Linked DNA regions of Homo sapiens: region 2 is linked to region 1. The links are chromatin loops, found by intact Hi-C in ENCODE. Cell type or tissue: Caco-2. All regions are shown on one strand. Links, peaks and the distances in the headings refer to the core of each region. The heading gives the core; the rest is flanking DNA. Region 1 overlaps RALGAPA2 (Ral GTPase activating protein catalytic subunit alpha 2). Region 2 overlaps RALGAPA2 (Ral GTPase activating protein catalytic subunit alpha 2).

The links. Peaks named below come from ENCODE experiments on the same cell type or tissue, not always from the same donor. Only the 100,000 strongest peaks of a DNase experiment are listed, where the experiment ranks them.
Region 2: a loop joins it to region 1, with 3 times the contacts of the local background. A loop is called at or near these places in 5 of 110 quality-filtered maps.

The regions. Positions count from the first base shown.
Region 1 is chr20:20,513,120-20,529,398 of GRCh38, reverse strand. RALGAPA2 (Ral GTPase activating protein catalytic subunit alpha 2) reads left to right here. Exons shown (of 40, transcript NM_020343.4): 28 at 3,037-3,147; 29 at 4,501-4,569; 30 at 4,856-4,993; 31 at 8,299-8,482; 32 at 16,115-16,279. Among named protein-coding and RNA genes, the nearest start is that of INSM1, 150 kb to the right of the region's middle. In Caco-2, for the core only: no CTCF peak of the experiment used is centred there; a DNase peak (open chromatin) is centred at 9,928.
Region 2 is chr20:20,561,568-20,577,846 of GRCh38, reverse strand. RALGAPA2 (Ral GTPase activating protein catalytic subunit alpha 2) reads left to right here. Exons shown (of 40, transcript NM_020343.4): 21 at 4,779-4,972; 22 at 5,901-5,999; 23 at 6,234-6,389. Among named protein-coding and RNA genes, the nearest start is that of RALGAPA2, 140 kb to the left of the region's middle. In Caco-2, for the core only: a CTCF peak has its summit at 9,046 (motif pointing right); no DNase peak of the experiment used is centred there.

The sequences.
Region 1 (16,279 bases), core at 8,938-11,437:
AATTATGGGGGAAAATATAAGACACCAGAAAAACAATGCAGTTACCACATATTGAGCTCTCACTCTGTCCGCTATCCCAGCACAGCATGGAGATTGTCCTGTTGAATCCTCCCCCCTCTGGATAGCAGCAAAAGAGAAGAGGACTGAGGAAGGTCAAAGAACTGACTCCAGCTTGAATTGCTAAGAAAGCAGAGGGATCAGGATGCAGCCAAGTTGTTCTGTCTTTAACCATTATTAATAACAGGAAACTCATTGACTTAAGTCCTGGTCTCTGAGGACACCTCCCTCCCCACTGCCCTCCTCTCCTGCCTCCCTCTAGTTTCCGTGTTGCTGTGGCAACTGGGTTGTTTTACCTAAGGACATAGCACATAAATCGAAGAAATGAGGACTGGGAGGGAAAGAGTTGCTACAAGGAACGAGGAGAACAACCACCACTATGAGAACAGGGGACTCTAGGAGGCTTTGGGGCTCTGCCAGGAGGGAGAGATGGAGAAAGAGGAGGCAGTGGGGGCCTTGGCCCCACCCCCAGCCCAGCCTCAGCCTGCTTCATGGGTAGCGGAGAGTGCAAGCTCTGGCAGGGCTTCCTGCTTTACGGGCTCCACATAAAGCCAGCACCACCCCTCTTGTAAGAACCCTTCAGAAATGCCCTGCAAGGGTGACCTAGGTGCACCCATGAATGTGCAGAGCATTCCACTCAGCAAGGTGTTGGTTGGCTGGTTTGTTTATGGTGGGGTAGCAGATGGATGGCAGGCATGGGGTGGTTGGGGGAGGTGGTTCTAAGCCACAGCCATACTCACCAACTCTTGTGAACTGCCCAGCCCTGCTCCTTCTCCCACCTCGTCTTCTGAGACATGACTGACTTTCCTCCTTCTCCTTACCCCACTGTTTCTGGCTTTGAGTCCTGCCAGCTGTACTTCCTGAATGCCCATTGAATACCCATCGTCCGTCCCACCCACTGCCCAAGTCCATCCCTCACACACTCACCCTGCCAATACTCAGCCTCCTGATCAGAGTCACCAGTCCTAGACTGGCCCCCACAGATTACTGTTCATACCACCGTCAGAGGGATCTGTCCATGCACAGGCTGACCTGTGCAGCCCACAGGCTGGAGCGCTCAGCATGGCACTCTGTTGGTGTTCTATGACTATATGCTGGAGAAGTGAGAGAGCAAATGAATGGCTTATTTCATCTCCACCATTCCCCACCTCCTTCATTACATGTCAGTAACACCACCCTGCCTGCAGCCCCCTGTATCCGACCGACCTTTCCTACCTTGGTGCCTGGGCCTTGCCACCCATACCTGGAAGGAGACCCCACATCCCCCCTGCATTCTCCAGGCACAGCTTAGCTCTCCTCTCCCTCCACGATGCCTTCTCTCTGCCTGTTTTCCCCCAAGCCTCATGTCCCACTCCTGTCTGCCCATAGCTTTTGTGTCTTGTCTGTGGGCTCTCGTAATTTTCCCTTGTCTGTTTCCAGCTTCTTGAGTTCAGAGCTTTGCCAGCCTTATCTTTCCACCTGGTGACTCTGCCACTGTGGTGCATCAGCAACACACACAGTGCCCACTCATGTTCTCCCACTCTCTCAGAGTTTCATCTTCACCTTAGGCACACCACGCACATCCTTAAGGGGGCCATGCTAGGCATTAAAGATACAGTGGTGAACAATATATGCAGGAAAATAACAAACAAAAAGGTCAGCGCTGATAGCCTGTAATGCTGTGAAGGAGATCTAATAGGGGAATAGGATGAAGCTGAAGAGCTGAGGGGGTGGGCCACCACCCAGCTCTTGGGGGTGTGGGGGGAGGGCGGTGTGGTGGCCTCAGGGAGGAGATGACATTTTGTGCCACAATTTGAAAGGTATAACAATGCAAGCCACATGCAGACCTGGGGATTAAGTGTTCCAAGCAAAGTTGGGAAGGAGCAGGTGCAAAGGCCATGGGGCAGAAGCAAGCCAGAGTGTTTGAGAGATGGAACAAGGTCAGTGGAAATTGGGTCATCTGGGATGTGAGGTCTCTGTGGCCAGAGAAGGCTGTGAAGAGCCCCTGAGTGCAACGACTACAACCCTGGGTTTAGCTAGTGCCTCTCAGGTAGGGGTAGTCAGTAACTGTTTATTCTGTAGAATTAAAAACCTTTCCCTTATCTTCTTCCTTATTCTGTACATTTGTCACTGGGGCACTAAAAGTTGATGATGGTCTGCTTCATGTGGCTTAGAGTGAGGTGTCCCTAGACTAGGGTCAGCGACGAACCTTTCCTGCTATAGATAATGAGATATGGATAATGGTGTAGCCCCATGTTCTGGCCAGGGAGGGAAGCAGAGGGTGCCCTTGTCCCTTCTGTGCTCTCCCAGCATGAAAAAGTAAGACCTTGAAGGTGCTGCCCTTAGACATGCTGCCTCGCAATCAATGGAAGCATCCAGCCCTTGTTGGTGACTTGAGATGCACGCCAGCCTCAGGAAACATACTCAAAATAATTGAGTATACCATAATTCATTAGTTATCTTCTCCTACACTCTAATTTTACACATTCTTAGTATGTTATACATGTAGGTCAAGTTTTATTTCATAGGATAGAAAGCCATTTGATCAATCCCTGTTTCTCCATGTGTAAAATGAAAATAACATCTACCTTGCAGAGCTGTCAGTGAAGATTTATCAGTGAGAGAATGAGTAAAATCCTTGTAAAAGGTTCAGTGTATGGGGGTACATTTTAATTTTCTCTAGTTGTCAAAAATATGATTTATGTGAGCTGAATAAGAAATTTGAATTATGGTTTTAATTTCCAAATGAGTAAATGAAAGCTCCTTGTTCCTGTAGAACGTTATGTAAATTAACACAGTGAGGCTAGAGAAGAGACAGTTTTAAAATGGTGATGTGACGATGTCTAAACTCTGTGGTAATAGGACATATTTTTCATCAATTTGAGGCAAAACAGATAAATGTAATCTATAAGGAACTGAGAAGAAATAACTATTTTGTCCTTAAGAACGATACACCTGTTAAGTTATGTGTCTGCTTTGGGATTCGGTTTCCTTTTATAGTTTCCCAACAAAATCGTGGCCCAGGTAGCTTGCGATGTCCTTCAGTTGCTGGTTTCCTACTGGGAGAAGCTTCAGATGTTTGAAACCTCTCTGCCTCGGAAAATGGCAGAAGTAAGTCTTTTTTTCTGTAATACTAAAACATAAGCATTTCCTTTTTACTGTATTTGATATTTAATTAATTATAGATATTCAAATAATTGTTAGAGAACCAACTATTAAATTGCCACAAGTCACTCGTTTTAAGATTAAGTTAGACTGGTTCTTCTCAGCTGTGATTTCAGGCACTATGTAAAGAAGCCAGCAGTATTCCAGACAGAGGCTTATACTTGGGGAGTTTGAAAGGCAGGCACGACCACAACAAAGAGACCTTTTGTAGATTGGGCTTCATTCATCAAGAGCAATTTGGATGGTGCCAACAAGGAGTAGGCAGCTGGTTATGATGCCCTCCGTGAGGGGTGGAGGGGGGCAGCTGTTGTGTAAAACAGAAGTCTCTCCCAGACTAAAGCCCTGGACCACACTTTCTGCCCTAGCATGATTACCGGCTGTAATGAGATTGCTACCACGATAACCTTTGTGGGGGTAACTGGTAGGAAAGAGGGGCGGAAGGAATAGGAAGAATCTTCTCCACAGTCATATCCTGAAGGCCACTTGCATCCAAGTGTGCTTTGCCTGTACACAAGCAGGCAGCTTCACTCCCGTAGGTGTCCATGGGATAAGGCACTTCTACTGATTTTTGTAGCTGCACTTTAAAAACATGCCCTGTTCTTATACATCCAGTGGTAACTCTTCGAGGAAACTTCATTTGTCCCCATGAGGTATTACAAGGAGAGAGAAGTGATATTCATTTATTTTCTCTCAGCCCTAGACAGATTTCACTGGAAAGAACACTTTGTTCTCTCAGAGACACGTTAAAAGGCACAAGTGATTTTTGACCTTAAGTGACCTAGAGTGAAATGGAGTTTGGACATGGGAACATAAAGTGCTCTGAAATGGAAAGTAGGGTTTTGGGGTGATGATGTAATTTATCATCTAAATGGGACTGCTTTTGAGAATAAAAGGGGTGCTGTTTACACCAGGATAGCAGGTGGAGATGTAGGGTAATTTACAATAAAACTAAAATGGGAGCATTTTCATAATTATTTTTAGAAGTATTTTTTTACTTCACTATGAAAACTGTGGAAACCAATGTTCAGAATTATGTGACTGCAGAGAGAAATACTCTTTTCTCTGCCTTCCCTCCTAATTTTTCAACCAGAAAAGTAGAGTGGAAACTGGATGTGGCCCCATTGTCTTTCCCTAATTTTCAAGATCACCACACAGCTGGCCCTCTGCTTTTTATCACCTTTCTGTGGTGAGTTGGCACCAAGCTGGGTTTAGTTGCAAGGCCATCGTGGGACTCCTAACATAGGCTTACAAAGGCTTACAAATATGGTCTGTTTGATTGGGGATTTATCTTTTATGCAGATCCTCGTGGCCACAGTTGCTTTTCTTTTACCAAGTGCAGAGTACTCCTCAGTGGAAACAGACAAGAAGGTAGGTGGCACATTAACTAAGTTTTTCCTATAGTTTTTTTATTTTAATGTAAGGTAAAATGATAAATAATGTTACAACTAGTGATATCCTTTGTAATATCCTTCTCTATTGGCCTTAACAGTCTTTTTTGTGAAAATGCTACTTATTTATTTATTTATTTACTTACCTACTTATCTAGCACCTGCATGTCCACTGAATACTGGGTGTAGGGATAATTCTCTTATTATTACATGTAGTGAGGTTTAAGAGACTGCAGCATAAGCTACCGGGCATGTTCTTCTTCCAGTTTATTGTGTCCTTGCTACTCTGCCTCTTGGACTGGTGCATGGCATTGCCCGTGAGTGTCCTTCTCCACCCCGTGTCCACAGCAGTCCTAGAGGAGCAGCATTCGGCCAGAGCCCCCTTGCTGGATTATATCTACAGGGTGAGTCTACACCTGGGCCTGGGGGAATGGAGTGTGGGTTTATATGACAGAGAACCACCAAAATATGTCTTATGCATGTACTTATTTGTCATTGCCCTTTTGAAAAGGATTTATGGTGGCTTAAACGTTTTCTTAAAAAGTAAATAACTTGGCTGGGCACGGTAGCTCACTCCTGTAATCCCAGCACTTTGGGAGGCCGAGGCGGGCAGATCACAAGGTCAGGAGATTGAGACCATCCTGGCTAACATGGTGAAACCCCATCTCTACTAAAAGTACAAAAAATTAGCCGGGCGTGGTGGCGGGTGCCTGTAGGCCCAGCTACCCCGGAGGCTGAGGCAGGAGAATGGCGTGAACCTGGGAGGCAGAGTTTGCAGTGAGCCGAGATCTCGCCACTGCACTCCAACCTGGGCAACAGAGCGAGACTCCATCCCCCCCCAAAAAAGTAAATAACTTAAGGACTGAAAGCAGAACAGATGTAAAGAAGCAGTGGTTAGTTACCAAGTTAAAGATGCATGCATTTTACATGACTATCATCTTTAATCTTTAAACAACTGCAGTTTTGTCAGAATTCTTCAATTTTCATGGAACATGTTCTATGTCTACTTAAAGAACTGTTCATATTATAGGGATATCTACATTAATTTTTTCCCTAGGGCAAGTAGCTTCTTTTTAAAAGATTAATTTATTTTTGTTGATACATATTAGATGTACATATTTTCAGGGTACATTTGATAATTTAATACATTCACGTAATCAAATCAGGGTAATTGGGTTGTCTGTCTTAAATGTTTATCTTTTCTTTATGCTAGGGACACTGGAATTATTCTCTTCTAGCTATTTTGAAATCTACAGTTGATTAATGTTAACTACAGCCACCCTACTAATCTATAGAACACCAGGTCTTATTTCTTTTATCTATTTGTATACAGCATTAGTTTGACAAAATCTGTTTATCAAAGGAAGAAAAAGGTTTAATGGTCTTAATAATCGTTTTGCCTCAAAAAAATCTTAAGAAATAAATTAAGGAACTATGTCACATCAAAGTAATTAGCGTCATCATTTTTATAACATTTAAAATATTCTTAGTTAACCCCCCATCCCTTCCCTCTACACACATACACACTGATGACTAGGTGTGGCATTTGCTCTGGATTGCTTATAATATCCTTCTGTAATTTGTCTTAACAGTGTCTCTCAAACCTTGGTTGTTTGTTTAGCATTTGCATGTCCACTGAATAATTACTGCTATGGAGGGAAAATTCTGTGGTTTATTCTTTTAGTAAGAAACCTTTAATAATAAAAAAGAGTCCAAGTCACAGACTGATTACTTTGTTGCCTTATTTTTAAAAGTATTACTTTAAAAAAAAAACACCTAATTGTGGTTGAAATTCTACTAAAAAGTATTTGTGTATTCTTAAATGGTTTCTTCAGTAGTCAAAGATTTTAATAACTATATTAGGATTCATTAGATACTTCTGTTGTTTTTGTGGTTTATAAACCTGTACAGAGCTTGGTTTGGGCCAACGGCATTAGCCACAATCACTTTTGTAAATCTCTTTTCTGAGTTCTTTCTTTTCTTAAAGATTTCTCTTAAAATTGCTTTACCACTGTAAAAGTCACCTCATAGTAAAAATTCATAAATTTACTAAATAACTGTTTGTTTTGTATTTTAAAAGTAAACTTTTTATTGAAGTATAATATGCTTCCAGAAAACTGCATCAGTCTGTAAGTGAAAGCCTGGTGAATTTTTACCAAGTGAGCATGCTTGTAAAATCAGAGTCCAGATCAGGAAACAGAACATTCCTGGCATCCTGGAAGCCTTCTCTGTGCCTCCCCATAGCCACTGGTCCCATACCCATGTCCAGGGATAGCCGCTATCCTGTGTAACAGAGCAGAGTAGTTTTGCCTGTTTTGAACTCTATACAAGAGTCATACAGTATATCCTCTTTTGTCTGACATCTTTTGCTCAACATTATTTTTGAGTGATTTATTCAAACCGTTGTGAATATTTGCAGATTTTTCACTCTTGGTGATATATAGTATTACATAGAATAAACCACAATGTATTTATACATTTTACCGTTCATAGACATTTGGATAGTTTAGAGTTTTGGACCAATAAAATGTGAATATTCAAGGTTTTTTTTTTTTTTTTGTACATATACGTATGCATTTCTGTTGGGTGTATACCTAGGAGTGAAGTTGCTGGAATACATGTATTCTGCCTTATTGGTGAACACCAAATAATTTTCCAAAGTAGTTGTGCTAGTTTACACATAACGTGTGGTTTTAATGTGCATTTCCTACATTTATTGCATTTTGGCTACTAGAAATTAATTCTCTCAGTGATTGCAGCTTAATTTTTAAATTAATAAGAGAGCTGCCATAAGGATTTTCCTATACTGCATTTTTTGCTAGGAAGAGGACATAGTCAAGTGGTTGCCCTGACAACTGTAATTCTTGGTACTTATTTACAAAGGGTACCTGACCACAAGGCCTCTTGCCATGTCAGCAAACCAAAGCTAGTCATCTAAAAGTGAATTTACTTTACATAAATATATTTAACCCAATGGTGTTTTCTTATTTTCTCAAGTATTACCTTGATTCTTATAAAAATCAGTGTTTGGAGTTGATGATCTTGAATTTATGATTAAAAAGGGAAATCTGTTACAATTATTACCTCATTTATGCATTTTGGCATATTCAAGATGATTTGTGTTTGCATGGCTTGTATGTGTACAAAGGCTCAAATGAGTAGATAGATCTTCAATCAACTGCAATTTGTAAACAACCAGTGAACTTTCAGGAACTAATCTTGTGAAAATAAGAATAATTTAAAAATTGTATTAAGTTAGCCCTTACAATTTATGGCGTCATGAGTTATACTAATTTAAACTCATTACTGGTTATGACGTGCACTAATGGTCTCTGCTTGTTGTGCTCATTCCACCCTCCACCGTGATTGGCCTGTCCCACCACTACCCTTCATCCCCAGATTAGTTCCTTCTACCTGTGCCGCCTTTGGTGGACAGGAGGGGGACTTAGGTATGTGCAATCACACAGAATGTGAATAAGTACTTTTTAACTTTTACTTTCCTTTTGCCTTGAGAACATATTTCTTGGCATTGATATGAAAGGAGCAAAATAAATTTGCTAATAGCAAGAAGATATTTAAGAGTGGTCATTCCATTTCCAGCTAGGACCAAGCAGGAGTCCTAGCTGCCAAGTGCTGCAGTAGTTTGACAGATTGTCAGGGGACACGCGGTGAGTAGCATCCGTGGTGCACATGGCCTCTGTTTTCACAGGTTTTGCACTGCTGTGTGTGTGGCTCAAGCACGTACACCCAACAGAGTCACTACATACTGACCCTGGCTGACTTGTCATCCACGGATTATGACCCCTTCCTGCCACTGGCAAATGTGAAGAGCTCTGAGCCAGTCCAGTATCATTCATCAGCAGAATTGGGTAACCTGCTGACTGTTGAAGAGGGTGAGTATTCTTTCAGGTATGAAATCTTGTGGGAAGGAAAAGGAAGGATTTAGCCTTTAGCCATGCTTGCTCTATTTTTTTTTAATCTAGTTGTTGAAGTTGAAATCCTAGTTCCTGGAGTCCTCTGTGATGGCAAATTCTGCCTTCCTTGTTTCTTCTTTTTTTCTCCTCTGTTTTCCCATTTTAGTAGTTCAAATGGTTTTTGTATTATTGAAGACAGGTATGTCTCAAATCCATGGAACTCACAAAAAAGGCTCATTTTCTATCCTCAAGGAGCTTTACATCTAATGGAAAACACACAGTGAAGTCCAGAAGGACTCACTGTGGACTGGTAGCACCATGAGGGCTTTCCATGAAGAAGGACTTAAGCCAGACTTAGCAGGGTGGGCAGGTGTTGAAAGGAGCTCATAGATTGTTCCAAGTTAGGAGAGCATCATAAAAAGAGATGGAAATTTACTTGCTACAGTTTTAGATTTGCTCTGCTCATAGCAGAGAGTCCATTTCAGAGCATATAGGGATTGTCAGGACTTAGAGCCTGCTGTATTTCTTACTTAAGCACCCCTCTCCCCAGAATGATAAGAGCCCAGCTTTGGGCCTTGGAATGGGAGTAGAATGTGGGTATACTGTCTATACATATGATAAAATTGCATAGAACCAAACACACACACACACACAAATGCATGCATGTAAAACTGGTGAACACTGAGTAATATAGATGGATTATTATCAATGTCAACTTCCTGACTGTGATATTGTCCTATAGGTATGCAAGATGTTACCCTGAGATGAAAGGTATTTGAGGTCTCTCTGTATTACTGCTTACAACTGCATGTGAATCTTCAGTTGTCTCAACACTAAAAATTAGAAGAAGGCCAAGCATCATGGCTCCCACCTGTAATCCCGTCACTTTGGGAGGCCAAGGCGAGCAGATCACTTGAGCACAGGACCACTTGAGTCTGTGAGGTCAAGGCTGCTGTGATCAGCGCCACTGCACTCTAGCTTGAGCGACAGAGTGAGACTCTATCTTAAAAAAAAAAAAATTAAAGAGATGTAGGTGTGAAGTGTTAGATCATCCATGAAAATTGTATGGACTTCACAAGTTAAAAACCTAGGCCCAAGACTAGAACCTTGTGGGCAGAAACATCCTTAAGGACAGCAGAGTGAGGGAATGTCACCAGGAAAGCAAAGTCAGGGAAGTGGAAAGAGGACCAAGAAAGAGTCATTTCTAGCAAGTCAAGGAAGAAAGCAAATAAGAAGTTGAGAAAGGTCAGCAGTGCTAGTTGCTTCAGAAAGCTTAGGGAAGGTGAGAATGAAACAGGAGCTGTTATATTTCCCAACTAGGTGTTTGGTGGTAGGTTTTGCCAGAGCACTTTCACCAGAGTGGTGGGTCCAGCCAGATAACATGAGCAGGTGACCTGTGCAGTGACAGTCAGATCCCTGAGTCAGACTCCTTTTGTGAGGCCCTTAGTGGAAGGAGGAAGGACACAGCAGGCAGTGGCTGGGTGAGGGAGGACAAAGGTCCAGGGGTATGCTTGCAGCACTACAGAGTCTGGAGCAAGGTTCAAGCTGACATGAAGGGGAAGGTGAGATGAGGATGAAAAAGACAGGACTGGGGGTGACAGTCATGAGCAAGGGCTTAAAATCTAGCAGTCCTGATTTTAGCTGCATTTTGTAGATGAGCAAACTGAGGTTAAGGGATATTCCCAGGGGTGTGTACAAGTCAGAAGTAAGGGAGGTGGAATTTGAACCTAAGATTTAATGACCAAGTTCCTAAAATGCATTATTTACTCTGAAAGTTTTGACGTGGAGTAGACTTAACACTCTTGTTTTGAGTTGTGTTGGTGGTGGATGGTACATGGTTCATTTTCATGTTGTTTTCTTGATTTGTTCTCCATTTATTTAATCATTTAATTGTTTATTTCTGGAGCTCCACTGTCAACTGCAATGTCTGCTTTACTTTTTCCCCCACAATGATAAATTATTTTTATTAAGTAATTGAAACAACTCTTAATCTATTTCGTTGTTCCCTACTGTAAGTTCATATGTCTTATAATAAAATTAACTTGTTTTTTCCTAAAGTCATCAATTTATACTCATCCACATGAGTATATCCCCAAAACATGGCTATCCCTAAAATAGGTTCACCATTTATTATGAGTTGTCACTTAAAAATAGCAGAAGATAAATAGGTTATTGAAAAAGGAAAAACCTAAAAATATACATTTAAATTCTGGCACCATTTTTCTTTCAGTGTACAATACTCTTTGGGAAACATTCCCAAGATAGTTCTAAAGTACTAAAAATAATTGCTTAAACTTCTCTGACAAAGGAGTTTTTAAAATTCACTGACATATTAACTAAGCAAATAGGCAAGATGCTTAAAAACATATTGGTGTGCACGTCCTTGCCAAGCGGATACATCATATAGAAAGTGAAAAGGAAAAATAAAGGTGATAGCGTGGGTATTTTAGGTTAAGCAAGAAAGAGCTCAAATTTGAGGGTATTTTTTTTCACTCAGTGTAATGCTTCATCATCCATAACAAAACTATCTCTGGTCAGGGTGGCCGGGCGTGGTGGCCGACGCCTGTAATCCCAGCACTTTGGGAGGCCAAGGCAGGTGGATCACGAGGTCAGGAGATCCAGACCATCCTGGCTAACATGGTGAAACCTTATCTCTACTAAAAATACAAAAAATTAGCTGGGCATGGTGGCAGGTGCCTGTAGTCCCAGCTACTCAGGAGGCTGAGGCAGGAGAATCACTTGAACCCGGGAGACGGAGGTTGCAATGAGCCACGATCGCACCACTGCACTCCAGCCTGGTGACAGAGCAAGACTCCATCTCGGGGGGAAAAAAATTATTTATGTTGGTTTTCACCTTTCTCTGGGATCTCGTTGAGTAGCTTAATAATCAACCTTCTGAATGCTTTATCTGGTATTTCAAAGATTTCATCTTGGTTTGGATCCATTGCTAGGAAGCTAGTGTGATCTTTTCAACCTTGTTTTATCATATTACCTGTATTTTCTGGTTCCTTCTCATTTGTGTAGACTGTTTCTTCAAATTGTTCTTGAATTTATTCTTGATTTGACTTTTTTTTTTTTTAATTTCTTTTTTCCCCCTCTTCAAGATGTGGCTTTAATGTTTATAGTTTATTATAGCCTAATTTGATTTTGCTGCTTTTAGGGGTGAAGACTCTACATGAGTTTCTTGGTTATAGAGAGTCTTTGTATGCTGACTTTCTCAGATGCTGATTGTAGTAGTTTTGTACTCGGGGTGTGGGCAATTTCATTGTCTCCTGTGGAATTGGAATGGCAAGGATCTCTTGAAGCTTATCTCATTTCCCCGTGTTAGGCACTTTTTTATTTGTTTAATTTTTCCCCAGTATTTTATTTACTCTCTTGATGATCCAGGCTTCAGGCCAGTAGGGGAAGTATCCCTAGATAGAAACCAGTTGCAGCTAAAGCAGGTGGTTAGATACAATACACAATGGTGGGCTGAGGCCCCAGCTTTGATTAATGTGGCTAGGGGATCTCTCAGTTAGATGCACTGAGTTTTATCAGGGTGAAGATTGGGAACTAATCCACCTCCCCTGTCAGGCCAGCAAGAAAGTTACCCACCTCCCAGCCTCACTCCTGTCCTAATGTTTCAGCTATTCACATCAGACAGGCACCTCTTTTCATCTGTAGGGATGAGGGATGTTGATGTTCCATATAGAAAGGAATTGTGACTCTGCCTCTTGTGCAAGCCTAAACTTGGAGAGTGCTTCTGTGAGGATGCAGCCACCGTGAATTGTTCCAGGAGGGCTATCTGTAGGTACATTCATGCTGAATTCGCATGGGAGAAGTTCCAGTTGTGTCTATGGTGGTGGACAAGGTGGAGAACAAGGACCCCTTCTCCACGACCCTTCACAAGCATGCAGGCTGCCTGCCTGTTGGGGTAGAGGTGCAGACTTTCCCTGTTGCACCCAGCACTGCAATTGTGTCTGCTGCAGGAGACTTCCAACCGGCAGAAAGATGTGGGACTCAAGACCTGCTGTCCAAATTCTTTTGTCCCATGGGGTGTTCCCTTGATGTGGTGCTCTCCCACTTTCCCTAGGAATAGGAGTTCTTGATAGCCAGACTACCGTGACTGCTATTGCTCTTCTGGGTCTAGCCACCCAGTGGGGCTGCCACACTCCAGGTTGCTGCTGGGAAATGTCTGCAGGTGATCCGGTGATGTGACCTTTCTTCAAGTCTCCCAGCAGTGGGTACCAGCACCAGCTCTGATGGAGGTGGCAGGGGAGTGATGTAGACTCTGTGAGATTGCTTGGTTATAGATATGCTTAGTGTGCTGGCTTTCTTGAATGCTGGTTTTAATTGTAGTTAACTTTAACTTCGACAGGCTCAGGACCTCTGGTGGCTAGAGTATTATAGGCAGTGGTGATAGCTGAGGTCATTCAGCCATTTTCTCCTTCCTGGGCAGTGTTATTCCATCTGTAGATGCTGTAGTGGGCTGCATCAGCTAGCTTGCAGCCATGAGGTGGTGCTTGCAAGAGAGCACCAGCTGCAGTACTAGCTGTGGGATTTGAGCTTGCCCTAAATTGCCTAGGGGAAGTAATCTGGTTCTGAGGCAATGAGCAGGGCTGTAAAGCTCCCACAAGTTTATGTCCTTTGTGTTAAGCTACCAGGGTGGGTGCAGGGATACATACCAACAGGTGGGGATAGGGTTGAGCAGGTCTGTGCTCTGACTCTCCTTGAGTGGGGCCAGCCATGGCTCCTTTGAGGGTCAGGGGGTGGTTTTCAGGGTAATGTTCCAGAGATAGTATAACTGCCTCTGCTGCACAGAAGAGTTCACAATGGGAGTGGAGAGTAGCAGGCAGCAGTAAGCCTTGCCCAGCTCCCATGCAGTTGGCAAGGCCGGTCTCACTCCCTCAGTGTTCTACTAGCAGCACCAGGTTTAGATCCAGGCAGTCTGCACGCAGAACCCAGATCTGCCGCAGGCCATAAGCTTTCCCACCTGGCTTTCGGGTAGTGCCCCTCCTGTCTGCCCATGAGGCAGATGTGTCTGCAGTGCACTTCCCTGCCCCCCCCGCCCCACTCCCATTGGTTCTGGTCAAAGGAGTTTATCCCTGCTCGAGATTATATCACGAAATTCAGTTAGGAGCATCTTTCACCCTGCAACCCCTTTCTGAGCTAGTTGACTGGCTTCCCCAAGGTCCCCTGTGAGATATATTCAGGTATGGCTTCCCTCGGTTCATGCTGGAGACTGAGAATGCCTGCAAGGCATTTCCTGCTGCTGCTTCTACTTTTATGTTTCTCATCACTCCCTTAAGCAGTTCCAGCTCTGGGTAGGGTTAAGGCCTTCTCCCATGACCTGGATTTTCAGATTCCCTCATAGGGATGTGTATTCTGAAGGTAGTCTCCCCCGACTGACACTCTGAGGATTTATAGTTTTTTACCTGTCTCATGGAGTAGACTTCAGCTTTCTGCTTCTTTCAAAGGATCTGTGGATTCTTGCAGTTTTCCTGTTGAGTTCCTGTATTGCTCCTTGGAAAAAAGTTCACAGTGTGAATCTCTACACACTATTCTGTCCTTCCCAGTGGGAGACGCATGCTAACACTGCCTCCAATCTGCCATCTTCTGGATTTGCTTCTATAGCCCTATGCACTTCTGTCGGCAGGTTTTATATGGGGCTGTGCGATTTGACCTACAAGCCAGTAGATGGTGTTTATGGGTAAAAGCTGGCTGTGGGCAAGGTGGCTAGGTATATACTTGATCCTTGTTTACCAGCAGAAGCTCTCTATTGCCTCAGGCAATGGAGTGGTCCATGGAATGCACAGTGGTCTGAGCTCACTGCTTAGCCCTGGGTGGGCAGGGGGCAAAATGGGTTGAGCCAGACTGGACAGGCTCATTTACAGCTCCCCTGGTGTTGGGCACAAGTAGCAGTGCTGAGGGAGAATCCAGTGGGCAGCGATCAGGTGCCCAGTGGTGTGCCTAGACATGGAGCTGGGAAATCTCCTTGGCTCCTGGTTCTCTGCACAGGCAGAGGGGCACCTAAACTCCTGATCAGGAGAGCGGGTTTGGGTGCTCCAGGTACCTATAAGTCTGCCTGGGCTTGGAGTGCAAAAGGCTCTGCTATACTACAGTCTCTGCACAAGAAAGGTGGGGTGGCTCAGGCTGGTAACCCAGATCAGCAGGCACTGCAGCTACCTGGAGATATGCCTGGGCATGGGGTGGAGAGGACCCCACTTCACCATGGTCTCTGCACAGGAAGGGCAAGTTAGCTCAGTCTGCTGATTCAGATGAGTGGGTGCTCTGAATTCTTGGAGATCTGCTGGGGCATGGAGTGGAATGGGCTCCACTGTACCATAATCTCTACAGGAAGGGTGGGGCAGCTCAGGCCACCAATCTGGGTGAGGAAGTGTGCCGAATACCTGGAGATCCATCTGGATGTGGAGTGGAGAGGGTTCCCCTGCACCAGGATCTCGGCAGAGGAGGGATGGAGAGACTCAGGCTGCTGAACTAGGCAAGCAGGAGCTCTCAGTGCCTGGAGACCTGCCTAAGCATGAAGCAGAGAGGGGCTCCCTGCTGCAGGATCTCTACATAAAGGGTGAAGCAGCTCAGACTACCAGTCCGGGTGAGCAGGTGCTTTGAATTCCTGGAGATCTGCTTGGGTGCGGAGCGGAAAGGGCCCTGTTGCACCACAATCTATGTCCAGGAAGGGTAGCATGGCTCAGGCTGCTCATCCAGGCAAGCAGGTGTTCTGAATGCCTGGAGATCTGCCTAAGCATGGAGTGGAGAGGGCCCTACTATACCATGATGTGTGCACAGGAAGGTTGGGGCAGCTCAGGCTGCCAGTCTAGGAAAGGATTTCCACTTACTGCCTGGAGTCCTGCCTGGGAATGGAACAGAGAGGGCCCTGCTGCACCATGATCTCAGGGGAGCAGCCTGGTGCACTCAGCAATGACACATGCAGACTGATTCTGTGTTGCCAAGCTGGCCCTGGCTGCAAGTCTCATTGCCCAGGAGAAACTTTAGCTGTAGCAGCTCTCTCCTCCCACCCCAAGCCTGCAGTTGAGAAGAGTGCAATTCCAGTGCCTCCTGCTGGTGCGCTTTCCACAGTTCTGGCTGTGGAAGTCCCTGCCCCACTCCAGAGCAAGTGCTCCTGTCTCTCAGTCCCAGATCTAGGAATTGCCTGCAGCTTTTTCTGGTGTCTTTTCCTCTCAGCACCTCCAAGTCTCTCCCCAAGATAGCTCTGGGGCTTGAGAGAAACATCATTCTCTGCCTTGGCCTGGGTTGCTTGGATCCCCAGTGGAAGGGTAAATTACAGAGAGAGACTGTTTCTGTCTCGGGTACTGGGGCTTCACTCACTCTTACCAGCTGGATGCCATCACAAGGGCTGTTTGCCTGCATTGTCCTCCCTGAGATCTGGAACATCCTTCACGATTCCAGTGGATTCCCATTTTCCTTCCTGAATTAAAGCTCAGAGAGTTGATCTTTTTGCACTATCTTGCTATTTCCAAGTGGCTGAGGCACACTAAAAGCCTGTAATCTACCATATTGGAACTGCCCCCTGCCCCCCACCCAAAAAAAAGGTGTTGAGTTTTAATCTTCATTCACCACTGACTCTTTATGTTTCTTTACCGCTGTTTACAGAGAAGAAGAGAAGAAGTTTGGAGTTGATCCCTTTGACTGCTCGAATGGTGATGGCCCACCTGGTGAACCACCTGGGGCACTACCCCCTCAGTGGGGGCCCTGCCATACTGCACAGCCTTGTCAGCGAGAACCATGACAATGCCCATGTGGAAGGCTCCGAGCTGT
Region 2 (16,279 bases), core at 8,045-10,544, 49 kb before region 1:
TAACCAGCGATGAAACAAAGCTGTAAATTATCTAATCCCCTTACTTTTTTTTTCTCCTCAAGGGATTGAAAAATGCCATGACATCCTTTATGAGAAAAATAAATGCCATATTATGCTTCTTGTTCACTTGGGGGCTCATGTTGATTCATAAGCATTTATTGATGCTTCAGCATACCTTTTCAGACTAACAGATGCCTGATATTGTACTTACTTTACAGAATTAGGATGATGAGTCTTTCTTCCGAGGTTTTATAAAAGTCAGAGAACCCAGAAGGCCCATAATTAGGTTTTTTGCACTCTGCCTTTCAGGCACAGTGTGTAGGAATTCCAGTTTGGATGATATTTGCACATTTTGATGTGTCTCCTGAGTTGAGTATATGATACTCTTGTGGGAACTACAGGTGTGTTTTCCTCTAAGAAGGAACAGTGCTTCTGTGTTTGGGAAGGCCTTTCCAAGACACCATGTGCCATCATTATTACATCTTTTTTTATGTGTGTCTTGGGATCTTTCCATCACTAATTTAATAAGCATAGCTTATTATAGTGAGCAGCCATTTTTGGACCTGCCCTCCTTTTCAGTTTCATTTTTTTCTTGCCTTTTGTTGCCCTTGTCATTCCTCTACTTGAGTTCCTCAGATCCAGAGATTGTGCTTCAGTTTCTTTGATTAGGCCTTAAAAATGCCAACAACATATACACTCGAGATGACACTCAGTGGGGACTGATAATTGCCTAGAAATCAGTCCGGCTTTATTTGTATGGGGTGAAGAAGAGAACTTTGGGAATAATTATGTTAATAAATTAACACAATGTGTTCTATTCAAAAATTAGGAAAAGAATAACAGAATAACATACATGTTAATAAAAAAGGAACTAATAAAGCTGAGAGCATACATGCATGTACTAGAAAGCAAATAATAGTTAGAAGACAACTAAAAATTGTTCTTTGAAAACACTAATAAAAATAGACAAACAGGCAAGACTGATCAAGAAAAAATGTTGGAGGTGAAAAGGGAACAACTACGAAACCAATATAAATTTTTAAAATAATACAGTATGCTATTCAAATAGATCTATAAAAATAAAGGATAATTTCTAGCTTTACTAAACCTTCATGTAAAAGAGAAACTTTACCTTTTTCATCCCATTCCGTAGAAAGAGAAACTCACTTCTGTTATCTACCTTATGTTACCTTGAAACAAACCACACAAGGTCAGTATGAAAAAAACATAATTAGAGACCATCTCACTTATAAACATATAAGCAAAAAATTCTAAATAAAGCAATAATAAATGAGATTGAAGAATGTTGGAAAAATATCATACATCAGGGCTAAGAGAAGTTCATTCCAGGAATGCAAAAGAAAAGCCTATGAGAAAGATATCCAATAGATTCCAATTGAGGAACAATCTATAAAGCCAGTACTCCTTAAAAACCATGAAGGTCATCAAAAACAAAGTTTTAAGAAAACTCACAGTCAAAAGGAGGCTATGGAGACATGACAGCTATTTGTTATGTGATATCCTGGATGAGATCCTGGAACAGAAAAAAGAATTACCTAAAAACTAAGGAAATCTCAATGAAGTGTAGACTTTATAATAATCTTTTAGTATTGGTTTGTTGTAATAAATATTCCATTCGAATATAAGATGTTAATAGTGGAGAAATTAGATACGGAGTATATGGAAACTATATTATTGTCACAATTTTTTATAAATCCAAAATTGTTCTTAAAAAATAAATTTTATTTTAAAAAGACTAATTCAGGAAAAAATTACCAAATATAAATGCATTAAAGCCAACAACAAAAATTATAAAATAAGTGGCTTTTAAAAATAAGCAAGAGAAATGAGTAACAAAGACATAAATTATAATAATGCATATTATTAAAGACAGTAGAGTGAACAAACACAAATAGCCCCACTTATTCTCCAAACCGTACTTAAGCCACATTGAAAGGATTTATATTAAATAAGACATAAATCCACAAGGACAAAGATGGCAGGAGAAAGACAGTAGCAACCAACTTCTTGAAGTTGCAGAACAGGTGGCCTGTGGTAAATTAATTGGCAGACCTGAGAATATTAAATCCTGTGTCAGTAATAGGGGAAGCCAAGAAACAACCTGACTTAAATTAATGCGGGTTCTCTAAAAGGGTTAGAAAATTTCCCATACCAGGTAGCTACAAAAGTAGGAGGTGATGATGGGGCTAAAAACAGGAAGACTGTAAGTCTGTTTAAGAACTAGTTAGAGCTCTGTTGCCACTGGCCACTGCTTTTTCACCCTAGAAAATGGTGAAAGTAAATTAGGCGGGTTCTGGCTTGGAGTCACCAACACGTCTGAGTGCAGAGATGCTGTCTTGAAAACAGAGGGATTAAAGGAGAGTTTTCATACTCTTTGAGCAGGAAGAGAGTCTTTTGAATTCCAGGAAAAAAAAAAAAAACAAACTCAACATACATATATCTGAGGTTCTTCAGGAACACAGTGAAACTGACCAAAGACCATGCCTGCTTATGGTTTCTGCTTCAGTTCAGTCCTGAGCATGTAGAGCTGTCAAATATGTTGTTGGAGAAATGAGTTTAAACTTGAGGAAAGAAATCTAGGCCAGAAATGGGCATGTAGAGCTGTGAGTATATGGATGGCATTCAAATATGTCTGGCAGTAAATCTGTATGAGATTAAGAGGGGCATGAGTATAGATAGAGAAGACAAAAGCTCCAGGGCTCTTCAGTGTCCACAGTCTGTGAGATGAAGAAGCACCAGCAAAAGAAGACCAGGTGAGAGTCATACCTGGGGGTCAAATGGTTGAAGCATTTCAGAAAGGAGACATGATTACCTGAATCAAATGCTGCTGAGGACTGGACATTGAGCACTACATTAAACAACATGGAAGTCTTTGGTGGCCTACTCAAGCACCATGCCAGTGGAGAAGAGGGATAGAACACATGGGGGCTGAGGCTATGACACATGAGAACAGAGACTGAACTTTGTGCAAAGGCTGCAGGTTGGAGATGTGGAATCCAGAATTTAAAAACTGAGCTGCGAGAGATTAGAGGAATGTGCTTGGTCATGGAAGCAAATAGAGATAGAATTGTCTAAAAAGGGCCTGAGAAGAAGCGTTAAATGCTGCAATGAAGTCAAAAGGATGAAGAGTGAGAAAATACAATGTGCAGTTAAAATGCTTGCCTCTGTTGATTATTACATACATACTATGAAATAAATTTTTTTGTTATAATACATCATTCTTTAAGTGGTGCCTGTGTGTCTTTGGCTGCTTTTCTGTTTACTCTAAAAATTCAAAGGCTTATTTTAGGAAGCTGGAGACGTACTCAAATCAGTCTTCTAGCCTTTACTCATACTAAAGCAACAGGTATCCAAAGAACAAAATTCTATAACTTAATCGGTAAAATTAGATATACATGTAAATCATTAAATTCTTCATTAACTATTTGTTTCAATGCACAGTTTCATATTTCATAATTAAATATATATTACAAAGACATTCTATGCCTTGAACTTGTTAGCACACTCCTATCTCACAGCCTTTGCTCTAGCTCTTCTCCCTAACTGACTCTTCCCCACAGAGCTGCACAGCCCATTTGCACATTGTCTTCAAGTTCGAGTCACATATCACTGCATGCTTAAAATCTTTAGTCACTGGAGAACTGCAAATGAAAACCTCAGTGAGATACTGCTGCATGCCTATAAGAATGGTTAAAATTTTAAAAACCAACAGTATCAAGTTCTAGCAAGGATGTAGAACAAGTGGAACTCTCTCATACTTTGCTTGCAGGAGTGCAAACCGTAACAGCACTTTGGACAACAGTTTGACAGTTTCTTTCTTCAGTTTAATGTTTATTAAGCATACACTTATGACCGGACCCAGGAATCTCACTCCTAGATATTTACTTAAGAGAAATGTAAACATGTTAACACAAAAGCTTGTACATGAATGTTTATAGCAACTGTATTCATAATTGCCAAAAAACAGGAACAAATCTAAATATCTACAGGTGAATGGATAAACTATGACACATCTGTAAAATAGAATATTAATCAGTAATAAGAAGAGACAACTGATACCCACAACTGTACAGATGAATCTCAAATGCATTTTGCTGAGTGAAAGAAACCAGACAGGCTACAAACTGTAGAATTTCATTCATGTGACATTCTGGAAAAGGCAAAACTATAGGAACAGAGAACAAAGCAGTAGTTGCAAGAGGCTGAGAATAGAGGAAGGGGACCAATTATGAAGGGGCACTTTTTGGAGTGATGAGATCCTCCATATTTCAATTATGGTGGCAGTTTATGGCAACAGTTGCATGAACGTATACATTCCTTAAAACTCCTTAAACCTGAAAGGGATGGAAATTTCTTGTATGCACATTTCACCCCCATGAACCTGACCTAACAACAACCACCGCAGATGTTACTCCAGCATTGAGGCTTCCCTGGCCACCCATTTCCATGGCACTGTTTCCCACCCATCCTGCTCAAGGGTCTCCCTCTTCCTCTCCCCTGATCTATAAAACCCATCACAGGGTCTCCAGGAACTGTTATGTCATGTCTTAGCTTGTTGCTCTTTTAGTTTGAAGAATCAAAATCATTTGACCTTTCTTCCTTGATCCTGCTTTTCTCTCCTTTTAAATTCTCAGCTGTTTCACATTTTTTGCCTTAATTATTTTACTTTGAATACCTAAGGTAATTTGCCTTAAAGAAAAAAGGTATGATGAAATCAAGATTGTTTACAGGGTTAACAGACATGTTTTTCTGCATAGATAGCAGCGAGTGCCTCACAGATGACTGTAGTATAATCGCCGGGGGGAGCCTCACTGGTTGGCACCCAGACTCTGCTGCTGTGTTATGGCGAAGGGTCTTGGGGATCCTCGGAGATGTGAATAACATCCAGTCACCCAAGATCCATGCCAGAGTTTTCTGCTATCTCTATGAACTCTGGTACAAACTAGCAAAGGTAAGTTCTGCTATGTTACTTTTTATTCTAATCCAGGAAAATGGTCTTATCATTTAATGTAAAAACTGTGTTTCAGTTAACTACTGAACATATTCCGAAACACAAATGGTACATTTAGACAAAGTCCATTTGATTATCAAAGAATAATCATATATAACATGACTATTTTATAAATGCAAAAGTTATTTCATTTAGTGCAAAAGTAGAATATTGCTATAGGATATTAAATACAGGATGTTAAGTCATTCTAGTTACTCTCTTTATAAAAGTGATATTGGTTGTATTGTATACAATTTGAAAAATGTAGAAAAATACAAAGAAGAAAATTAACATCAGTATTCATAGAAATAGCCAATATTAATATATAGTCTTCTTTCTTTTTATGAAAGTAGAATCTTAGAGTACATACAAGTTTTTTTTTTTTTTTTGAAATGGAGTCTTGCTTGCCCTGTCGCCCAGGCTGGAGTGCAGTGGCGCCATCTTGGCTCACTGCAACCCTCTGCCTCCTGGGTTCAAGCAATTCTCCTGCTTTAGCCTCCTGAGTAGTACATACAATTTTTATTCTGATTTTTGTTTGGGTTCTGACATTCACATGTATTAAATTTTTTTTTCAAAAACATGGTTCATGTTTGTTCAGTATAACTCATTAAAATGTTACTTATCGTTTGGAATTCAGGACCTCCCCAGCCATTAACGTTCAAGGAAAAACAATGCCTTTGTTTTGTATATAAATCTAAAACCACATACAGTAAGCCAAACATGTAATTCAAAAGGATAATTTCACAATAAAAGAGAAACTTGTAAATATTACAGGTTTTCACTTATAGAAATTAACTGAAAGCAGCTATATGGTCACAGAAGACTGTTGAAATACTGTTGGGATAAACGTAATGTTACCTACCCTAAAATTCTCCTCTTTGTGAATTAGATACGGGATAATCTAGCAATAAGCCTGGATAACCAGTCTTCTCCATCTCCTCCAGTTTTGATCCCACCACTCAGAATGTTTGCATCATGGCTGTTTAAGGCAAGTGGATATGTGTTTATTCCTTTATTGCGATTTCCTCTTCCTTTCTGAAATTGAGTTTGAAAAATGTAATTGCCCAAGACTGCATGTTTTGAAGACAGGCTGGGTCTTACTAAAGTAACTGCATCCCACATGTCCATAAACAACTCTTAAGGAAAACTGAGAAGTAAATGAAATGTTGAAATACTCTGCACCTGGGCTTGATTTAATCTGGAAACATCATCTCCTTGACAGGCGGCGACACTGCCAAATGAATATAAGGAAGGCAAACTACAAGCCTACAGGCTGATCTGTGCCATGATGACCAGACGCCAGGACGTTCTGCCAAACTCAGATTTCCTGGTGCATTTTTACCTTGTGATGCACCTGGGATTAACCAGCGAGGATCAGGTATTCTGCGACTCCTTTATTGTGATTGCCCATTAATTGGAAATAGCATATCACTCTTTAAAGACATTAGTAATATTTATGAAAATACATCAGAAGTGTTGAATTTCTCAGTAGTTTCAACTCTTTTACACACAGCAAGCACAATGGTCTTTCAAAAATGTAAATCAGGTTTCACATCCCTGCTTCTTCTCCCCACTGACTTTGCATTTGCATTGTGCCAACCAAATTTTAATTTTATTCTATGGCCTCTATGATCTAACCTCTGCCTGTGTTGTCAACCTCAAAATACTATTATAACCACTTTTTGTTTGGGTTCTGCATTAAATATGGTTTGAAGAAAGTGGTACTGATCATTTAAAAATGTTTGAAAATTGTTGTTTTAGTAGTTAGGATGTTTTTGTGAAAGACTTTACCTGTAAGATAGAAGATGAGTCCAGACATTTCTTGATAAGGAGTTATTTTAATTTCTCCCAATGCAATTTAAGTTTGGTTCAAGTTCGAACAGAAAGGCCCAAGGAGCCACTAGCTACCTCTTCCTCCTTGTAGGCCCTAGGTTTGGGAGATAGGGTGTGGCCAGACCCTGACCTTCCTCCCTTGGGAAGACTTCTGCCAGTTGAGGGAGATTACGGATAGGGACACATGGATTCTTGACTTGATTTGGGATATCAAGCAGGCAAGTGATGTGATTGATTTATGCTTCACAGAGATTCTGGACTGCATTTGGAAGATGGATTTGAAAATGTGATAGTAGGATAGAATCAGAGATTGGCCTGTAGATGGAGAACAATTAGGAAGTGTTTAATACAGATTTTAAAAAAATGATAAGAACTAAGCCGGTAGCATTGGGGATGGAAAGAAAGGAATAGAAAAGATTCAATAAATTTTAAGACATTTCATTTTATTACTAGGTTTTCTTAACCAATATAGAGGTATAGGGAGTGTTTGAGATTTACCCTTTAAATTGTAAATACTTATTAATGAACTTGAATCATTTATTAACTATCAAGTAACTGTCCTTTCTGCATTTTTTGTATTCGTTGAAGGTATGATGCAGACACACAGACCTTTTGATACCTCAGGGTACATGTAAGAAGTTATTCTCCTGATAAGCAAACTTTTTTTGTTGCTTTAGAATGTACTTGAATTTAAATAGTTTGCAGTATGTATTTCCCAATACTTACTTTGAGCTTTAAAAATCATTGAACTCTTATATGAAATAATAACCATACTGTCCTAGTGAGTAGTCTGTCATATTCATTGTGATTTTAGCAGTGTATAGAGGACATCCATGTAGCAGGCTGGCTTAGTCCCATAATCTCATTTATTTCCTAGATAAATGTAGAAATAGGAACACAAAGTAGAATTGTTTGTACTCCCTGCTCAAATATTTTACAGGCATCATTGCAAGTGGAAGCATCTTTTACAGAATGATGCAACTCAGGGTATGTGGAGGATTATGGGGTATAGAAAAGACAATTAACTCTCAGATAATAATGAACTCCTTCAGTGAAAGAAACAAAAGAGGAAGGTTTACTTAACAATACCCTACTTTAAAGAAGCCTTATGCTAATATTTTGCAGGAAAAAAAATTTACTTGGAAATAATAATCAACTATAGATCCTTCTCATTTTATAAAAACAAGTAAGTTAGCAGTAAACAATGTTCCTTAGAATGAATTTTTTAGAAAGTCACATAAATGAGTTTAGAATTGTCTTTCTATTTTAAGATGTGTTGATGTGGAAATGAAACAGTAAAATGAGATGAAATAAGAGTATATTATATAACATTTGAGAACCTGAAAAAAATTATTTTATAAATCATTTTCAAGAAATACAATTTTATAGTATAGACAAAAGAATTTCCAAATTTTGTGCTTAAAATTGTTTTTACATCTTAATGCATGTTATGTTTTTAATTAAGTTAAGGCTCAATATCTTTTATAGTTCATAGTGGAATACATAAATCTTAAAAGATGGTCCAATGCTAACAGTAATCCCAACATTCAGACTTCTAAGATGAAATGAGGATATCATAAATCTCTATTTAAAATCAGCCTATTATTTAGGCTTAGTTAGAAGCTTGAATTTTTATGTGAGTTTAATAGAGTTGACTGTTTTCTTTAACCTTAACAATTATTGTTATATATTTTAGAAGCGCTGACTGTCTGCCAAACAGAATTACTCTAAGTAAACTTTATTCCTTTGCCAGATGAAAATTACGCAGAAGACCTAATGAAAGAAACTTTTTTTCATTTAAGTTAAGAAATGTCTCTGGTAATTAGTTTAACTTTTGATCCACACGTCTAAATAGATCATAGTGGTTGTTTCAGAACTTATGTAATTCTGGAAACACATGTTATATTAATTATAAAAAGAAAAGAAAGCATTTATGGTAGAGAATACAGTTAAATTCAATTTTTTAATTAACAAACTATGTACCTGTGACTGGTACCATCTCAGGGCTTCTTTCTATTTTGTGAGAATTCTCAAAGGGCCACACTTTTATGTATCCTAGCAGCAAAAGGATTTATTTATGCAGAGAGAACCTTATGAAAGATGTCCTGTGTTTTTAAATAAATAATCATAAATAATTGTTTAAAATTGAACATTATCAGTTTTGTCTCACAAATAAAATCCAAGGTGGGTTTCTTCCTTTTGCCTCTGGGTGGCACACTTGTCTGCACGACGCAGCTTTGTGGTTCATGGGCCTTTGAACATTATGCTTTGTATGGCTTGGTTGTTTCATGAAGTTCTTTCTTAAATCTGAAGGTATCAAAATTATGTCAGTAGTGACCAATAAAGTGTTGAATTAAATAAGTTATAAGATGCTAAAAAGTATTTTCAAACATAATGATGTTCATAGTAATTGAAGACATTTTTTAGTTTAAAAAACAATTTGTAAAGTAGATGTCTCATGAGTTGTGTTCTCTGGCAATCCTGGAAAGTTATAGTTTCATCTAATATGATAGCAAATTTATTATGTAAACAGACATGACCATTTGTATCTTAAAAAATAATAATACATATACCAAACAGCCAGAAAAATGTAGTGCATTCCAAAGCAACTGTTTTTAGTATTTTTAACCAGTTTTGGTTATCCTAATAACTTATGTAATACTAACACAATGAATTTATCAAGTAGTATTTCCCCCGGTACATATGTAACATGGGTTCGTGGTTGATTGGTGTGATCGAAAACATGGTTTGAAATGGCTTTATTTTTTCCTTGACAATGAATTTTTTTTAAAAATTGATGTTAGTGGTTTACAAAATAATTAGGATTATAAACAGTTCCAAAATAACTATAAATTATGAAGAAAATTTGGCGTGACTTTCAGGGCTACCCGGCCTGCCTGTGAAGGAGTCTCCCAGTACGCTTCCCTCTGCTCAGCTGCTTTGTGTCTGAGGGTGGGCTGGTGATGGTGCTTAGGAGTATTTATTTCTTCAGCACTCACAGTGCTGGACTCTGTGCTGGGGACTGCATGATGTTGTACTATTGAATCTTCTCTGCAATTCAATTCAATAAATACCATGGCCTATTTTATTTTATTTTATTTTATTTTATTTTATTTTATTTTATTTTATTTTATTTTATTTTATTATTGCTTTTTTTTTTAGAGATGGGGTATCGCTCCATTGCCCAGGCTGGAGCGCAGTGACACAATCATAGCTCACTGGGCTCAAGCAGTCCTCCCGTCTTGGCCTCCCAAAATGCTGGGATTACAGGTGTGAGCCATAGTACCCAGGCCCCTGAGGCCCATTTTATAAATAATGAAACTTCAAAAAAATATCTAAAACTTTTGCCCAGTGCCACAGGCTAAAAAGCCTGTTAGAATTCACATACAGGCTTGGCTTATTCCACCAGGTATGTTTTCTTTTATTGATTCACAGCAAGCGTATTGGTCCAACAGCCTTGATGTTGTTTCTCCCTTCCGTTTTATTTTGCCTGGGCTCTGCCCTTGGTCCTACTCCACTTCAGAATCCTCCTTATTAAACTACCCTGCCCCAACCTGGAAAGACCTTTCCACAGTTGCCTTCTCAGTTCTTCATCATCCTTCAGTTTCTCTTCTAAAGCTGTTTCTTGTTGTTCTCAGTTTTTCCTAACACTTAAGCAGCTTTTTCACATCAGAATTCCCCAAAATAGTTTGACATGAAAGAACCTATGATTTGGATTTATTAAAAACAGTTTTTATTAATTTCATGATTATTTAAAACAGATGGAAAGATCAATATGTGTGAAATGGAAAAGGACAGTTGAGGAAAGGAATTTTATTTTCATGTTTGTAAGAACATGTATCAGAGACTGGAAGGTTTTCTTTGCTTAAAATAAGTGAGCTATTTTTTAACAATGACTTACAGATTTAATGTCTTAATGTAATTTGTCTGTTATACATCAAAGTTAAATTCTCTTTTAAATGCAAAGCCTACATTAATGTAAAATTATTGTTGCAAATATGCATATAGACATTTTGGGAAATGTGGGTCTTTGTCATTTTCATCTATAATATTGTGTTTTATAATGCACCAAAAAAGCATGAGGCCTCTCTCCAATGCAGAAGTGTTTGTTGTTCTGCCCTGAAGTAACATATTTGGATCATAACAGCATAAAGTTAAGATCTAGTGTAATAGAGTGTGATAAAGTGTATTGGTTAAGAGCATGGACCTCAAGTCAGCTTGTCTGATTTCCTGTCTTGGCTTTGTTACTTATTAGCCAAATCATTTGGGTTTGCTGTGCTCTGGCTCCCTTATCTATCGAATGAGGATAATAATAGTGCCTACCTCAGAGGGTTGTTTGAAGACTTGAAAGAGGTAAAAACATGTAATGCATTCAGTCTGGATCATGGATATGATCCCTTAGTAAGCATGAGCTCTTGTAATAATATTAAGGGTAAGGAGAAGAACAGCAACACCATCATTTATTTCTGATATCTTAAAGTGTTGATTTTTTTTCTTTCTCCATATACATTTTCTTACTTTGAACATAATGATTTGACTAAAAAACATAACTAGGCATTGTGGAATTTTACAACGTGTGGAGAAATAACCACTCCCTGTGCTGTAGACAGACATACCGATTGATACATTTGTTTTACCCATGTATGCTTATGATCCAGAAATGCTTCTTTTGTGTCCATGGCTATCGGCTCACTTTCCCTCACTTTTCACCCCACCCAATGAGCCTCTGTACAAGGAAAGCTAGAAAGCTGAACACTGCATGTCCCAGACTCCTTGCAGCTGGGTTGGCATTGACCCAGGTTCTGTCCAGCAGAGACACCAGCCAACATGGCACTTGAAGGTAGATGTGGGGAGTGGTGGGCAGCAGCACAGGGGGATCTGGGTCCTCCTGTCATGGAGGTTCTGCTCCGGCACCACCATCACTGTTGAGATGAGCAGACAGTGGGCTCTGCTGGAACAGCCTTGTGATGTGGCTGGGTGTTCCTGCTTACCAGCTTTTTCCTGGCTGTGGAGATTTGTGATTGGTTCCCTGGCACTTCTAGACATTCTCCAGACCATCTAACACCCTCATAGAAGTCTCTTTCTTCTTAATCTCAAAACAGTGGATTCTCTTGCCTGCAAGTAAGACCCTGGCTCAGCCAGTAACTGCTCTGCAAAGTGCTGTGCTGGTCACTGGCAATACATGATCAACACTGGTTCATATTTCAGTTGCTGAATGCACTTGAGCATTAATTTAATTTTTGTATTTTTAAAATTTTAGCCACTTATTTTGTAGGCAATAATATTTAGCTTGTAGGAACATTTTGCTTTCATTTAACTCCACATTTTTATGAACGTTTTGTCACATCAATGTTAAAAAAAACCATAATTTTAAACATCATATATAGAGCAGTATTCTATCACAGAAGTCAAAGTAGTTCATGATTTTCTTAACGGGTGTTACAACCCCCTCTCATGAGGTATATGATGGAATAATATAATAATAAACAGTCGTTTGTAAAAAGATCCCATGAGGCCCCTCAGTGAGCATTAAGACTCAGCAGTGAGCTTTGAAAGCAAGGTGCAGGGGTGATACTTGTAAATTGGCCATACCTGACTCTTTTAATAACCCCAGACAGCCTGTATCATGCAGTCATATGTAATAATTGCATCACCTTTTCTCAGACAAAGAATTGTTCTTTGCTGAAAATTTAGACTTGTTACTATGGAACCATATATGTTAGATAAACATAAATTTCAAAGTATATTTAAGGTGAAACATAAGTGAGTATTCAGTTCCAGGAAAGGTAAAGAATTAGGATGGCAAATTGGAGGCCTTGTTTATCTCAAATCCCTGGAAATAATTTTAATACATGTCTCTAAAGTGCTCATTCTGTACAGCAAGTGATTTTACCAAGGTTTTAATTTATAGGATTTTAACTCAACACTAGCAGATAAAGTACTTATTTGTGAATTTAAAGATCTAACTGATGTTCCGAGGATGAAATAATAACTTTGATGTGTATCAGTAGAGGAACTTTAGACCTTTAGAAGGCTAACTTTGTTAAAGCTTCATTTAAAAACAGTTTAAAAAAAACTATAGGTTTATACAACAAGTAAAAATAGGACTAATGTGGGGCCTTATTCCTAAGGTTTCTAAGAATTGGAAAATGTACTTCCAAGAATTCAGGATATAAGATGGCTTCAGAATATATTGACTTTCAAGAATAACATATGACTCTCATGGATGGCAGGCCTGATACTGGGAACTAAAATACCTTAGAGCTAGACTCAGCTTTGTCACTCACTGGCCATGGGGCCCTCACCTATCCACAAGTAGTCAAGTGAATGAATTGGGCTAGAGAGCCTCTCAGACCCTTTCCCATTAAGCATTCTTAGATCCTCTGATTTATTTTTAGGCACTTTATTATTAGGGTCACATCACTCCTTCCTAAATGTGGCACAAAGTTCAATGATCTTTTTATGTTGAATATTTTTTCCTGCCATGGTAAAGACCTAGTCAGGTTATGAGAGTGTGAGATGCATAAACAAGTATCTGTACTAACCATCAACTTGTGCAGAAGACCAAATAAGTAGTGATATACATGTTATGAAAATTGAACTGTTGAATATCCTTTTAGCTAAGTTGATTTGAAAGCAGCTCACAAAGGAGAGGGGATTTAGCAGGACTTTCAAGAATGGATAGGATTTAAATAGCAGGACAAGAAGCATGATGGAGTTTCACATCAAAGATACAGAACTTTTCAGGCTGTGTTCAGGAACAATGACTAGAGTGGCTTTGATTTAATGCCAGATATATGCGTAGAAATAATATATGGTCATGAATCCAGGCAGCACTGTAGAGAGCCTTGATTCAAAGTAGTTTTCATCCCATGGACAGTGGGGAGCTGTTGAAGGTTTTTGAGCATGATACTCCACATGACCACAAGAGCATTTTAAGAAGCTTAAACCACAGTGATAAAGTGGGGGTGAATTATAATCATGAAAGAATGATGACAACAAACACAGAAAGGAAATTATTATAATAGCCCAGGGGCAAGGTAATGAGGGCTAACAAGGACTGAGGCACAGATGGGGTTTGTGTGTGTGTGTGTCTATGTGTATAATTCATTATATGTGTATATATTTTGTATATATATGCACATATGTGTTTTGTGCATGTGTGTGTGTGTGTGTTTGTCTGTGTGTGAGAAATATGTTGGAGAGGTAGGATGTAGTACTGATTGGTAAGCATCCTGAGAAAGTAGTGTCCTGGCACGATTCCCATTATCTGTCAAGGCAAATGTTGGTTCAGAAAGGCAAGAAGATGAATTGAGAAAAGGAAGACATGTGGGCATGATAGGATAAAGGGACTGTAAGTTTCGACTCATGTCTTGATGACCCTTCCTCACCTTGGACATTATAGCATAGGACAGGCCAAATGGGTGCATCCGAGGATACACCAAGGGGTGTCCCCAAAGAATTCTTGCCTGTTAGGAATTAGAAATGTGCAGGAAAGATTTCCAGGGACATTTTCTCTGTACTTAAGAGAACATATTTTCTAATTCTGTTGGAATTCAAGCAGTTGGTATGCAAATTGTAAATGTATTTATAATTATTAAAATGGGACATCTAAAGGGCTCTGTAATTGATGTTTTTGTTAGCCAAGACATATATTTGTTACTAATTATTTCTGAAAGTAATGTAGCACTTAAAAACAAGTCCTTTTATTTTTCTAAAAATACAACTTCTGACCTGAATTTACTTTACTCAAGTTAATGAAATATTATTGAATATAAGGGGAGTTTACTGTAGCAATAAACAAAACTTCCAAGTTTGACTTAGGTTTGATTGAAGGATAATATTTATAAGGACAGGTGAGAGATGACAGTCCTCTCCTGACATGTATTGTTAAGTTAATCATAATTCCTGTTTGTGCTTATTGTACAAATTCAGAGTGATAAAATACAGAAGCTGTCATATAATTAACGTTACACCATCAGGTAGCATCCACTGCCTTCCGAGTGTTTTCCACAAGGTTTTGTGGGAATGGACAAGCCACAGATTCATCAAAATTTATCAATGAAAGTTTTATTATAACTTTATTCAGCTATCAATCGCCATAAAGACTTCAGATAGATGACTGCACCAAAAATAAATGCGAGATATTTTTTCTTTTTTTTATAGCTGTAGAATCAATAATTATTTTCATTAATCTGTAGACAGAGCCCACTTGTACCTCAATGAGGAAAGTAAAAATATGTAGGAGGTAACAGATGGCAGAGGTTTCGGTTATGAGGTTTAACACATGTGCAGTGAACTTGTTTCACAGCTTTAAAAAGTGTAAGATGATAGCATGGAGGCTGATCCAGAGAGAAGAAAATCTACCTGACAGGCCAGAAACTACAGTTTTGTTTGGTTTCCTTTGTTGGATTTAAAGGTGTAAAGACTTTCTTTCAAGTAAATGTTATCAGACATGAATATGAATTATGTATATTTAGCCCAAAATCTTCCGGTATCTAATAAGACATGCTACGTGAAATAAAGCATAAAAATAGTATAGCAACTCTCAGTATATGTGGGAAAAGGAAAGATTTTGTTCTTAGTAAACTGTTACCGTGTGATATCGTGTATCAGTTGGCATACATTTTTCAGTTGAGAACATGTTCTTTTGCTCTGAGGTTTCTCTCTGGAAGGAGACTCTACTGTGGCCTGTCACAGAGCCCAGATCACCGGAATCTTTTTTAATAGAGTCACTGGAGTGCATTCTGTCTTTTCCCAGAGAGGGTAGATGCTCAGTAGATATATTGATTGATAGAAAATGGAAGAAAAAAAAAAAGACCTTCTTCTGAGACTGGCTATTCCAAATCTACACAGCATCATGGGGAAGAATGGGTAACCAAAGCAGCTGAGCTGAGCCACTTTGGTTGCAATTTTGGCTCCAACTATCAGTTTCAAGGCAGGCATTAACTTTCTACTGTGGTGAGCTAGTCAACTTTCATTACCCTAGAACAGTGATTCTTGAGGGGCAGGGGAATTTTGCCCCCTCCAGGGAACATTTGGCAATGTCTGGACACACTTTTGGTTGTCATAAAGTGCACTGTCATTTGGTGGGTGAAAGCCAGGGATGTTGTTAAATATCCTGTAGTGCACAGAAACACAACAAAGAATTTATGACCAAAAATGTCAGTACTGCTGAGGTTGAGAAACCTTGCCCTAAAGGAGTACTTCTGCAGATGACATTGTCCTAAGAAAAGAGCTAGGTAATATAAATTAAATGACACAACTCAGTAATCAAAGACAGTATGAAAGTCTCACTCTGTTAGCTTAACCAAGGGAATAAATGCATACAAAAATTTAACCAGGGAGATTAAGAGAGTCAATGTTTCAGGTTGAGTTAAATGAGTTTTCAAAAAGGGGGTACAATTTCATAATGGTTCAGCTTACTAAATTCTC